Regions from separate parts of the Mus musculus genome. Here region 1 is linked to region 2. A link is a contact called in ENCODE Hi-C or POLR2A ChIA-PET data. All regions are on one chromosome and are shown on one strand. The core of a region is the stretch at or near the end of the contact, and the rest is flanking DNA. Distances in the headings are between cores, read along the strand shown. Region 1 holds the start of Prmt6 (protein arginine N-methyltransferase 6). Region 2 holds the start of Fam102b (family with sequence similarity 102, member B).

Evidence for each region. Hi-C counts contacts between places; a loop is a spot of excess contacts on that map. ChIA-PET counts read pairs that join two places held with the same protein, here RNA polymerase II (POLR2A).
Region 1: a map of T-helper 2 cell shows a loop between it and region 2 (6-fold over the local background). The contact joins the promoter of Prmt6 here to the promoter of Fam102b in region 2. A Hi-C loop is called at or near these places in 1 of 37 maps with a recorded cell type or tissue (T-helper 2 cell). POLR2A ChIA-PET finds 5 or more read pairs at or near these places in 1 of 5 experiments (embryonic stem cell).

What each region holds. Positions count from the first base shown.
Region 1 is chr3:110,247,844-110,253,024 of GRCm38, forward strand. It overlaps Prmt6 (protein arginine N-methyltransferase 6), which reads right to left and starts at 3,156. Exons shown (of 1, transcript NM_178891.5): 1 at 682-3,156. The coding sequence starts at 3,128. The coding sequence ends at 1,992.
Region 2 is chr3:109,026,339-109,031,906 of GRCm38, forward strand. It overlaps Fam102b (family with sequence similarity 102, member B), which reads right to left and starts at 1,269. Exons shown (of 11, transcript NM_001163567.1): 1 at 847-1,269. The coding sequence starts at 983.

The sequences.
Region 1 (5,181 bases), core at 1,906-4,405, 1.2 Mb after region 2:
TACTGCCAGTGCCTGTGGAGAACAAAAAAAAAAGACCAATGAGTATTTGTTCTGGAGCACATTTTGTATGCATCAGATCGCTCTAGGTTTGCCTTTTGCACAAACTCAGCATCATGGTACTGGAAGCTTACTTCTAGGTTACTTTAATCACTTGTATCCCCAGTTCTCTATGGAGTGGTAATATTGTTTTCTCTGGTTTGCATGGGGGTGGGCTGGTTTGCCTTTTCTGGCTGTTTCCTAGGAACACCACTGTGCTTCCTGACTTTAGCTTCTGCTTCAGCTCCCAGAATTTCTAATTCATTTTTGAGAAAATGTAACTAGAATTTTGAAACTTTTTGCTCAGTCAAGAAAATCTAGTCTCCACTCACACCCTCCCAAGTTTTAACTGGATTTCCCTTGTGTCTTTTTTTGAGGGGTTGGAGGGAGGGTGGATATAGTACTTGTATTTACAGAATTATGCAGAAAAGGATTCCAGACATTTAAATACTACAGGAATTGCTATAGAAAGGCTAATCAAAATCACCAGCAATCACTATAGGCGAAAGCTTGATTAAAAACATAGGAGACCCCAAAGGAACTTTTTAAACCTCTAAACCAAGCATTTATAAAAGATGTTAAGTATTCTGATATCAAAATATGCTTGTTTTGTGAAACTGGTGGTTTTATATTTGTATTTTTCCTTCAAAATAGAGCCCCAGCAAATTAGTTTTAATACTTTAGCAATTTAATATACAATGTTTTTAAAAAGCCAAAAACAGAACCAAGGTTACAAAAAGTGAAATTCAATAGTACTTAAGAACAGCAGTTTTCCACACCCGTTAAGTCTTACACAGCTAGAGCTCAAAACCATGTTAATCATCATTTGAGCTGTTCTGAAGCTGAGTTCTGCAGGAGCTTTGACACCAAGACAAGTAGCAGCATTATAGTAAACTCACAGACCACACACAAAACGTCTAAAGACCTCAGCTATAAAAAGTGAGAATGCCGTTTTATTTGCCACAGAAAGGAGGGAAAGGAAATATGTGAAGTAAATGTGACAATCTGACTCACACATCATTGTAAGGGAGCTCCCCAAATGCACACTGTTCACAGTTGTCTGAACTAAGAAGAACTGAAGACAGGAACTTTTATTAGATTAGAGTGCTCGCGTTCCTTTCATACAGAATTAGACCTGTGCTTAAATAAAGCCAGCACAAGAGGTAAAGGGTCCGCCCTTGGGCTAGGTTCAGCAACCTTCCCTATCAGACTGCTTTACAAGAGTCACAAAAATATTTATATTATAAAACATAGGTTTTCTCGGCTCAGTCTTGAAAGTCAAAATAAAAATATTAACACCCCATCACTATTTCACTTTCAGACCTTTTCTCCTGTCACTCTCAGAATTGCCTAGGCAGGCTGTAAAATTAAGCCATTTTACTAAGGTTCATCAAATTTAGCACTCCGTGAATTAAGCGTAAGGAGAGCAGGGTTATTTAAAATACTTCTCCTGTGCCCCACTTCCTTACTAACAATATGAACGTTAGAATATAAGGAAGCACAGGTAGGCACTCAAGACTTGAGAGAATTCCAGCTGAAAGAAACAGCTTTAAAAATCATTCTGCAAGTTTCTGAAATGTAATCAGACCATGTTGCCTTTCTCCCAGTTTCATACTGATAGGGATGGGGAGGTGTCAGATTAGCTCGTGGACCAATTATAAAAAGATCACATTTATTGCCCCCCCCCCAACCCCGGCAGTTAAACAAAAGAAACAGAAATACAAGAGTTTCTTTATACTACATGCTTTCCAGGTTTAAAAGCCCGTTAGTAAGCACACTGCATCAGTCCTTGGTCAGGGATGCTCACTTTTAAAATAAACACTGCCAGAAGAATGTCCTCAAATGAAGACTGGAGCGGTGAGGTAAAAGAGACAGCTATGTCCCCAACTTGCATAGGCGATCTCCCTTTCTCTTCGGACCTTCCGAAGAAGGTGGAGGGGGAGAAAAGGCAACGCTCAGTCCTCCATGGCAAAGTCTTTGGTCTTTTCCTCATGGTCTCCCACTTTGTAGCGCAGAAGTATGCGCAGACGCCGGGGGTTGTCCGGGGAGGGCAGCAGGGTGATCTCTCCGGAAATGTCCGTATCTTGTTCCACCGGCACCGGCTCGTTCAAGTAGAGGAGCGCCTGCTTCCAGTGGGTGGCCGGGTGAAAAGGCGAGGTGGACAGCACCAGAGGTTTCTCCGAGTCCCCTCCGGGAAAGGTCACTTGAAACCAGACGGCGAAACCATGTAGAGGCGCGGAACCATAGCAGCTGCAGCGGAAGCGCCCGCCCACACCAGCCTCCAGCTCCTGCTCCAGGCCGGCTCGGGCCAGCTCGAGCTGGGCAAAGCGCTGCGGCCGGGCCAGCACGTCCTCTCCGGACAGATCCTGCACCACGATCTCCGAATGGCCCATGAGGCAGCGCGTGGCGAAGCTCTCCATGCAGCTCATATCCACGCCATAGTGCTGCTTCACCTGGCTCCAGAAACCCAGACGCCACTCGAGCATCTGGTCGCTAATCGGGGCCACGAAGAGCTCCGCGGAAGCTGGCAGGAGGAGACCGCCCTCCTTCAGCCATTTGGTCCGCGCGTGGAGCACGGAGCTCAGCATGGACTCGTGCAGAAGTCCGTAGCCCATCCACTCGCTGACGATGGCGTCCACTCGCTCCGGCAGCTCCACGGTCTCCACCGGGCCCGGCAGGACGTGCACGCGGTCCTCCAACCCGTTGAGCCGCACCACCTCCCGGGCCTGTTGCCAGATGGCGCTGGCCTCCACCGCGTACACGCGCCGTGCCCCGGCCTGGGCACAGAAGATGCTGAGAATGCCGGTGCCCGCGCCCACGTCCAGCACCGTCTTGCCTCGCAGCGCGGCCCAGTTCTTCAGGATGCCTAAGCGGTAGGCTTCGGTGCGGACCTGGTCGGCGATCATCTCCTCGTGGACCGAGACGTCGGAGTAGCACTCGTAGTACAGCTGGTCCCGCTCGCTCTTGGTCCTCCGGGGTCGTGGCGGGGCCGCCTCCTGCTCCCCGCCATTTTCCTCCTCGGCTCCCTCCCCTCCGGCGCCGGCGCCTCCGCTGTCCCCCGACTCAAGCTTTCTTTTCTTGCTCAGCGACATCTTGGCCCCGGCAGCCGACCCCCAGCATTCGTTGCGCGGTGCGGTGCGCAGGCTCAGAGTCCCCGGGGCCTGCTGGGATTCGTAGTCCGCTTCCTGCATCCCGCTTCCTGAGGGCAGAGGCTCAACCAGAGTCAATCTTGGCACACCGTTATTTTCCTCTAACGCCATGACAAGTTGTTCTCTAAGACCACACTATTTTCCCGAGATCCTTTCAGTTTTTGCCCTTTCCTTTTACCCCTTGTCAGGGTTCTCTAGAGTCACAGAACGTATGGGTAGCCTCTGTAGAGTAAGAGAATTTGTTGATGACTTACAATCTGTAGTCCCCAAAGATGGTCAGCAGCAGCTGTGAATGAAAATCCAAGGATCTAGCAGCTGCTCAGTCCCACACGGCGTCCTGGCAGAAAAAGTGAGTTTTCCTTCTTCCAGTGACCTTATGTAGGCCTCCCGCAGGTGTGTCCCAGAATAAAGGTGTGTATCACCACTTCCGGATCTGGGACTTCCTTTTCCCAGGCTGACCTTGAGCTTTTGTCTCAAGTTTCCTGGGATTAAAGGCATGTACTACCTTGCCTGAGGCTAAACTTTTCATGGCCATATGCCTCAAGATCTTCCTGCCAAGGCCGGGCGTGGTGGCTCACGCCTTTAAACCCAACACTTGGGAGGCAGAGGCAGGCGAATTTCTGAGTTCGAGGCCAGCCTGGTCTACAGAGTGAGTTCTAATACAGCCAAGGCTACACAGAGAAACCCTGCCTCAAAGAAAAAATAAACAAACAAAAAAACCTCCACTCGGTTCAAGTCAGAAACCTGTGTCTTTCAGCCTCAAGATCACAGGTGAGTGAGCCTTCCAATTCTGGACTGTAGTTCACTCCAGATATAGTCTAGTTGATGATAGCCAGGAATAGTCACTACACTCATTTTTACACATTCTTGATGTAGGCACACCACTTACAGCTACAAGTCTATGTTTCCCTCACAGGACCTCCCCCGCCCCCCACTACTGAATTATGTGGCACAGTTCTTGTCCCTTCTCTGACAGTTGTAACTCACCAAACTCTCTGTTCTAACCAGAGTTAGGATACAAAGAATATGTATGACGCAAAGTGAAAACCAAATAATACAAGATCTTGATTCTGAGTCCAAAGTGATCCCTGAGGTACGTTAAGCTCCAGGGCAAATACTGAAGAAGTGCTGTGGCCATGAAATGTATCAGCCACCACTGTGTCTCTGGAGAATAGTTTACTTGGTCTTGAGTCCTGTTCTGAAACTTCTGTAGTTCAAACTAAAGAACAATTAACATCAAGGGTATGATATTCTCAAACCCATTTCCAGTGTCTTTGGTGACCAGCTTATATATACACATACATACACTTAAATCTATGTATCTGTGTAAAAACACTTGCTTGGAGAAATGGTGAAACTCATCTCTTTTGACTTCTTTTCCAATGCAATTCACTTTTAAAAAAAATTCTGCTATATCTCCTTTTAAAGCCAGAATTGATACCCACAGGCTCAGTTATTTTATTTTTTCTGTTAGTCAAAAAGAAGCTTGGTTAACAATAAATTAATCTCTTCATTGGCCATAACATAAAAACAATAATTTAAAGAATGTGTACTGGTATCTGGAACAGGAGCAATGGACAGCACTGGCTGCTCTTCCAGAAGACCCAGGTTAGATTAGAATATCCACATGAATGCTCTCAGTTGGCTTTAACCGCAGTCCCAGGGGACCTGTTGCCTTCCTTTGGCCTCCAAGAGTATCAAGTATGTATGTGATGTCCAAACATAGAGACAAAAAAAATAAAATTAATAAATGTAAAGATGTTAAACTACTTTCTTATTAAGAATAATATTTTTCAAGCTTAAAAACTGATCACACAAAAGAAAATGGGCTTTTAGCGTGTGTGTGTGTGTTAAAAATACTTAACTACATTAAACTTCTAGGCAACAGAATTTCTTCCCCTTTTCTCTCTATCAGTGTCGCTAATGAAATTGGTTTATTAATGTGAAATCCTCAGCTGTACTTGTAATCTCAAGGCTCCCAGTCCTGGCTCATTAG
Region 2 (5,568 bases), core at 19-2,518:
GACTTTAAGAACTTAAAAGTTCATTCCAAAACTTCTTTCATGTATCTTGTTTTTCTGTAGAGAAAAATATCTAAGAGCAAATCTATCAATGTGTAACCTGCCCTTAAATTACTCAAGGAATCCTGCCATACATGGCTGCGTTCTGTCACCTGCTGTCAGATTCTTTCCCAGTGTCTAGGTGCTCATTTTAAAAGGACATGGAGGATAAGGTCTGGGCTCTCTTGATTCTAAGTCTTTCACTGAGACCCACTAGTGGCCACTTGAAGATGGGTAATTGAGAATATAAGCACATTAACTGGAGACATAGCTCTAAGGCAAGCCAAAGACTACATAGTCTCGTCTGCCAGGAACGCTTGACTCAAGACAAGCCCGACCAGGCGTATCCCAAGCTCTATCGTGGCCACCCTAAGTCCCAGTAAAGTCTCAGTAATTACGTCAACCACAGGCGGTTCCGAGTGGGAGCTCTTGGACTGTAACAGTTTGGGTCATTTTCGCTTCTCTAAGGTTTACGGTCTACTTTGGATTTTGCAAATATGGGAAATGTCTTTGGACAAACCAGAAGCATCCTTTCTGTGTCTCCACCGTTCCTGAAGAACTGGGGGGAAAGCAGACTCAGGGGCCACCTGAAGATAGGCGCGCGGGACAACCAGCCCAGCCCACTGCGAAGCACTTGGTGCCGTTTGTTCGATGCTCTGGCTGATTTCAGACTCGTCTCTGGAGGACGATGAGCTCACCGAGCTGGCAGCTCGACAGAGCAAAGGGGCCAAGCATAGAAAGGGATGCTGGCCGTGCAAGAAGCCCCTGCCTGCGGGCAGCCGCGGGAGAGCAGCTCCCGAGGCTCCTTACCTGGAGGACTCGGCGGTGAAGCTGCCGCCGTCCAGCAGCCGCATCTTGCAGAAGAGGACCCCGTTGACGAAGGGCACCGAGGAGAGCTCCTCGAGCTCGAAGTCCACCTTAAACTTAAACTTCTTCTTCTTCATCATCGTGAGGGCCAGGCGCCGGCGAGCGGGCTGCGCGGACGGGCGCCGCCGCCTCAGCTCGGCCGAGCCTCGGATCCGCCCAGCCCCATGGCCCGGGCCGCGAGCGGCGCGTGGGGGCGCAGCCGGGGGGCGCCGCGAGTCGGCGGGAGCCGGGGCCGCCTGTCGCGGCAGCCCGGGCCTGAGAGCACCGGCGGCTGCAGCGCGGACCCCGGCCGCCCGCGAGGAGCGGTCGCCTTGCAGCTCGCCCGGGGAGTGGGCGCCCTTTCCGTACCGCCGCCGCCGCCCGTCTGATCGCGAGCAGAGAGAGAGGCGCCGCTAGGAGAACGGTCGCTGCCGCCTCCCTGCCCGGGGCGCCCCCAGCGGCCGCAGCCGGAAGCGCACCCAGCGCGGAAGCGGGCGGTCCGCGGAGGGCGGAGGAGCTCCGGGCGGGCGCGCGCCCCGCCGGGGAAGCTGGGCAAGCTAACACGCGACAGCAGCGAGCTCGGCACGCCTCCCCGGGGTTAAAAAAAGACAAACCCAGCCGAAAAAGCTTCCTTGTGCAGCTTCCTCTGCGCCTTTCCTTTCTGGGTTTGCACCGCCCCCCTTTCTTCCCCTCCCCCTCCAGTGATTTCACGGCCTCTGGGTTTGAAGATAAATAGAGACAAATAGAATCCCAAACCTAAAAATCTTCTGTAGGGTCTCTAAACCCCACTAGCTCTTAAACATTAGATGAAAGTCAGCTAGGAGAAAGGAAAAGATTAAAATTTGCTGTGGCCACACCAAGTGCCCAAGCAAGGGGCTGTGCCTTGTGTTTCCCGTCATTGATGGCTTGTTTATTTAATTTCTGTCACCCAGGAAAGAAAAAGGACCAGAGGAGTTAAAATACTTTCCCCTTTAAAATCTGTACATACTGTGAACACATGAAGTCAGATTCTAAAGGCATACTTAAAAAATTCTTTTTAGATGAATATCAATTGTCCCCCCCCCCCCCACACAGTATCTACTGTTAAAACGTATGTTATCAATTTAATTGCGTACTGTTTTTGAGGGGTGGTGGTGTTTTTAGGTACTGTTGTTTGGTTTGGTTTGTAGTCAAGGTCTCTAGCTCAGGCTGGCTTCAAACTCCCCATGTAATCAAGGATGATGTTGAACTTGTGATCCCCATGTCAGGGTGATAGGGATGTGCCGCCATGTCATGTTTATGCAGTTCTAGGAATCGAACCCAGGACTTTCATGCATGCTAGCAAGCTACCTCACAACTGAGCTACATCCCCAGCCTGGCATCTGGCCTTTTTAATTTTTGAAAAGGTGTAGTTCAAAAGAATCCTCTTTGTAGATCATTCCTTTACGTTTTTTAAAAATTCAATTGATGTGTCTGGGTCTCTTGCCTGTGTTACAGGCCTGTGAACTACATGTGTGTCTGGTAATTGCAAAGACCATAAAGTGTGTCTGATACTCTTAAACGGGACAGTCGTGAGCTGCCCTGTGGATTTGAGAAGTGAACCAAGTCCCTTTGGAGCTGCTGGGCCATCTCTCCAGCCCATTTATTTATTTATTCATATAAAATATTTTAATTGCCTAAACCACCAGTTACTGGCTAGATAGATTCCATGACCAAAACCCAAAACCTGCTTGTAATAATTTTAAAGTCCTGGCCTGGCCAAGATGGATCAGTGTTAAAGGAACTTGCAGGACATGAGTTTCATCCCTGGAATTCACATGGCAGAAAGAAGCAACTAGCTAATCCCGCAGATTGGCCTCTGACCTCCATCCATAGGTTCACTGTAAGGCATGCACACCTACAAATACACTTGCATTATATAAATAAATAAATAAATAAATGTATTTTTTTAGACCTTTTAAAGACAAAACTGGACTGCAGAGAAATGTCGGTGGGTAAAGAGCCTCAGTGCAAGCCGGACCTCAGGAGCGTCCACAGTGTGACTTCAATCCTGAGAAGCCATGGAAAAGTGGAAAGAGAACCAGCTTCACAAAGTTGTCCTCTGAGGCCCGAACACCACCATGGCATGCATGCTTTCACACACACACACACACCCACACACACACACACACACACACACACACACACATACACACACCTCTCACACCCCGCACAAGAATAACACTACATAACAATTTAAAAAAGGCAAAACCTAAGACAGAAAAAAGTCCTAAATTTAAACGAAGTACAACTTGGAATAAGAAGTGATGAACTGAATGAATAAAGTGATGGCTTTATGGATTTTACCTAGGATTTGGGAGAAAGTAGGAGGTGTTCCAGGTGAAGAAGTAGGAGAAATAAAGATTCAGACTACTACTTGGGCGAGGGGAATTTTGCTGCCTTGTGGGTCAGAAAGAGATGGGGGAAGTGTTAGTGGACTTTGATGTCTGTAGCTTGCAGAAGCAGAGGGCCTGAACATTGCGATCAGGAGGGCAGGCTGGGGATAGGGGAAATAATGAGAATCTGTGCTGTTTACAGGGAGCAAGGCTGAGCCTTCGTGCCTGTGAAAGGTTAAGGTTGAAAATATGCATTTGGGAATTGTGGTAGTCACTGATGGCGGAAGCCCAAAAGGCGGGTAGGAGTGAGCTGCCCTGGAGAATATTTAATGGGCAGATGGAGGGGGAGGTGATTGTGAAGGCTTCCAAGAACAAGCAGCCTGAGAAAGAGAAAGACCAAGAGAGATGGCCTGAAAGCCAAGAGAGAATTCAAACCCTGTAACGTTAGTTAAGATCTGCTGGGGGACTGGATGCAGAGACAGGAGGATTCTTGGGGCTTGCTGGCAGCCAGTTTAACCAAATTAGCAAGCTCTAGGTTGAATGAGAGATCCTGTCTCAAAAAGGCATTGAAGAACGATTGATATAAACACCAGATGTTGACCTCTGGCCTACACACACACACACACATGCACTGCAAATCCTGAAAAGAAGTTATAGAATTGAAGAGCTCATAGGTCATTGGTAACCTTGGCAAGAGAATTTCCCATAAAAGATCATCTTAGCAAAGCGATTTTAAAATGGTCCTGCAAGTGAGCGGAAGGTAGCTATGAGCAAGGATGATTAAAAGGGTTTTTCTGATTTTTGTCATTGAATGAGAGCTGACATTAGTCCAAGGAGGGTTCAAACCTTTTAGCAGTATCCAGGAACTTTCTAGTACTTACTGAGCTCCTATTACGTGTTGAACACCTAATAGATCTGAGGTGCATCGCAGATGCTACATCCTATGGAGGACATGGAAAAATGAGCAGAGTTGTAGTGTAATGTAACAGCTAGTGATCTGTAAGTGATGGAGAAGGGAGCCGGCTGTGATAGAAGAAAGATAACACCTGCTAGCCGAGTTAAGTAAGCTTGTGAAAGGCTTTCTGGGATTAGTGACCTTAGAGTTGAGGCCTGACGGGTGGGGAACAATTCAATTTCTATCCTATTCTCATGCTGAGAGGCTCAGAGGAAGAGATACTATGTTGCAGAGGGAACCGAAATTAGTTCTGTCTGTGTGCAGTTTAGAGTCCTACTTGGAAACCGGTATAATCGAGAGCCATTGTTGTCTTAAACCAGAGGCGTGGCATATTCAGATCTGCATTTTATAAGGATCTCCAGCTGTAGTGACACTGGAAGGCAGCCTACAGTTTGATGATTAAACACCTGGCATGAGTCAGGACGAAGGCAGGAAGCAGTCCAGTACTCCAGTATTTACAAGAGGAAGGCTCTATGAAAGGATTCTGAACTGTGCCAAGCCCAGGCAGAGAGGCTGGGAGAAACAGCCCCGCCACCCCTCGCCTCCTCTGTTCTGATCTCCTGCAGGTGCTTCCCATGATCCCAAGCCAGCCCACACTGAGAGTAAAGGAGCCTGAGAAATGTGGTTTAGACGTGTCAGACATGTGGGGCATACAGGGGTGAGAACAGAGCCAAGCAAAAGGCCAGAAAGCTGTGAGCTCACAATTGATCCAGCCAGCATTTCCTACTGGAATCCAATACAAGTGTGTGTGTGTGTGTGTGTGTGTGTGTGTGTGTGTGTGTGTGTAATCTATAAAATTTCTTTTGGAAATCTGTAGGATATAGAATGTCAAGACACACCACCTGTTTGGTCCACCTTCATTTTCTGACCTATCAAAGCTTGCATTTCTCAGTTCGCTTGTAGGCAGGTATGGCTATGTGTCCTGTTCTAACCCAGTGGTTTCCAACCTTCCTAATGTGACCCTTTAATATAGTTTCTCATGCTGTGGTTTCCCTCAAACCATAAACTTATTTTTGTTGCTACTGCATAACTGTAGTTCTGCTACTGTTGTGGATTGTGTTATAAATATTTCTGGAGAAGTTTGCCAAAGGGGTCACGACCCACAGGTTGAGAAACACTGTTTTAGCCTCTTCTCTATGAGAAGTAAGGCACCACATCCAGGATGAGATGGAGCAAATATTTGAGCAGCTTCCTGGACCGTCTCTCCCCTGCCATAGTAGTTATGGAGGAGCCCTTGACCTAAGAAGGAAGAGCCACACAATCATAAGAACTCTGACCTCTGAGTAAGAACAAAGAGAGAAACTGGCCACACCTCCAGGAAACATTTTGAGTTGAGCAAGAGATTTGTATCAGGCCAGCAAGATTTGGAGAGTGTGT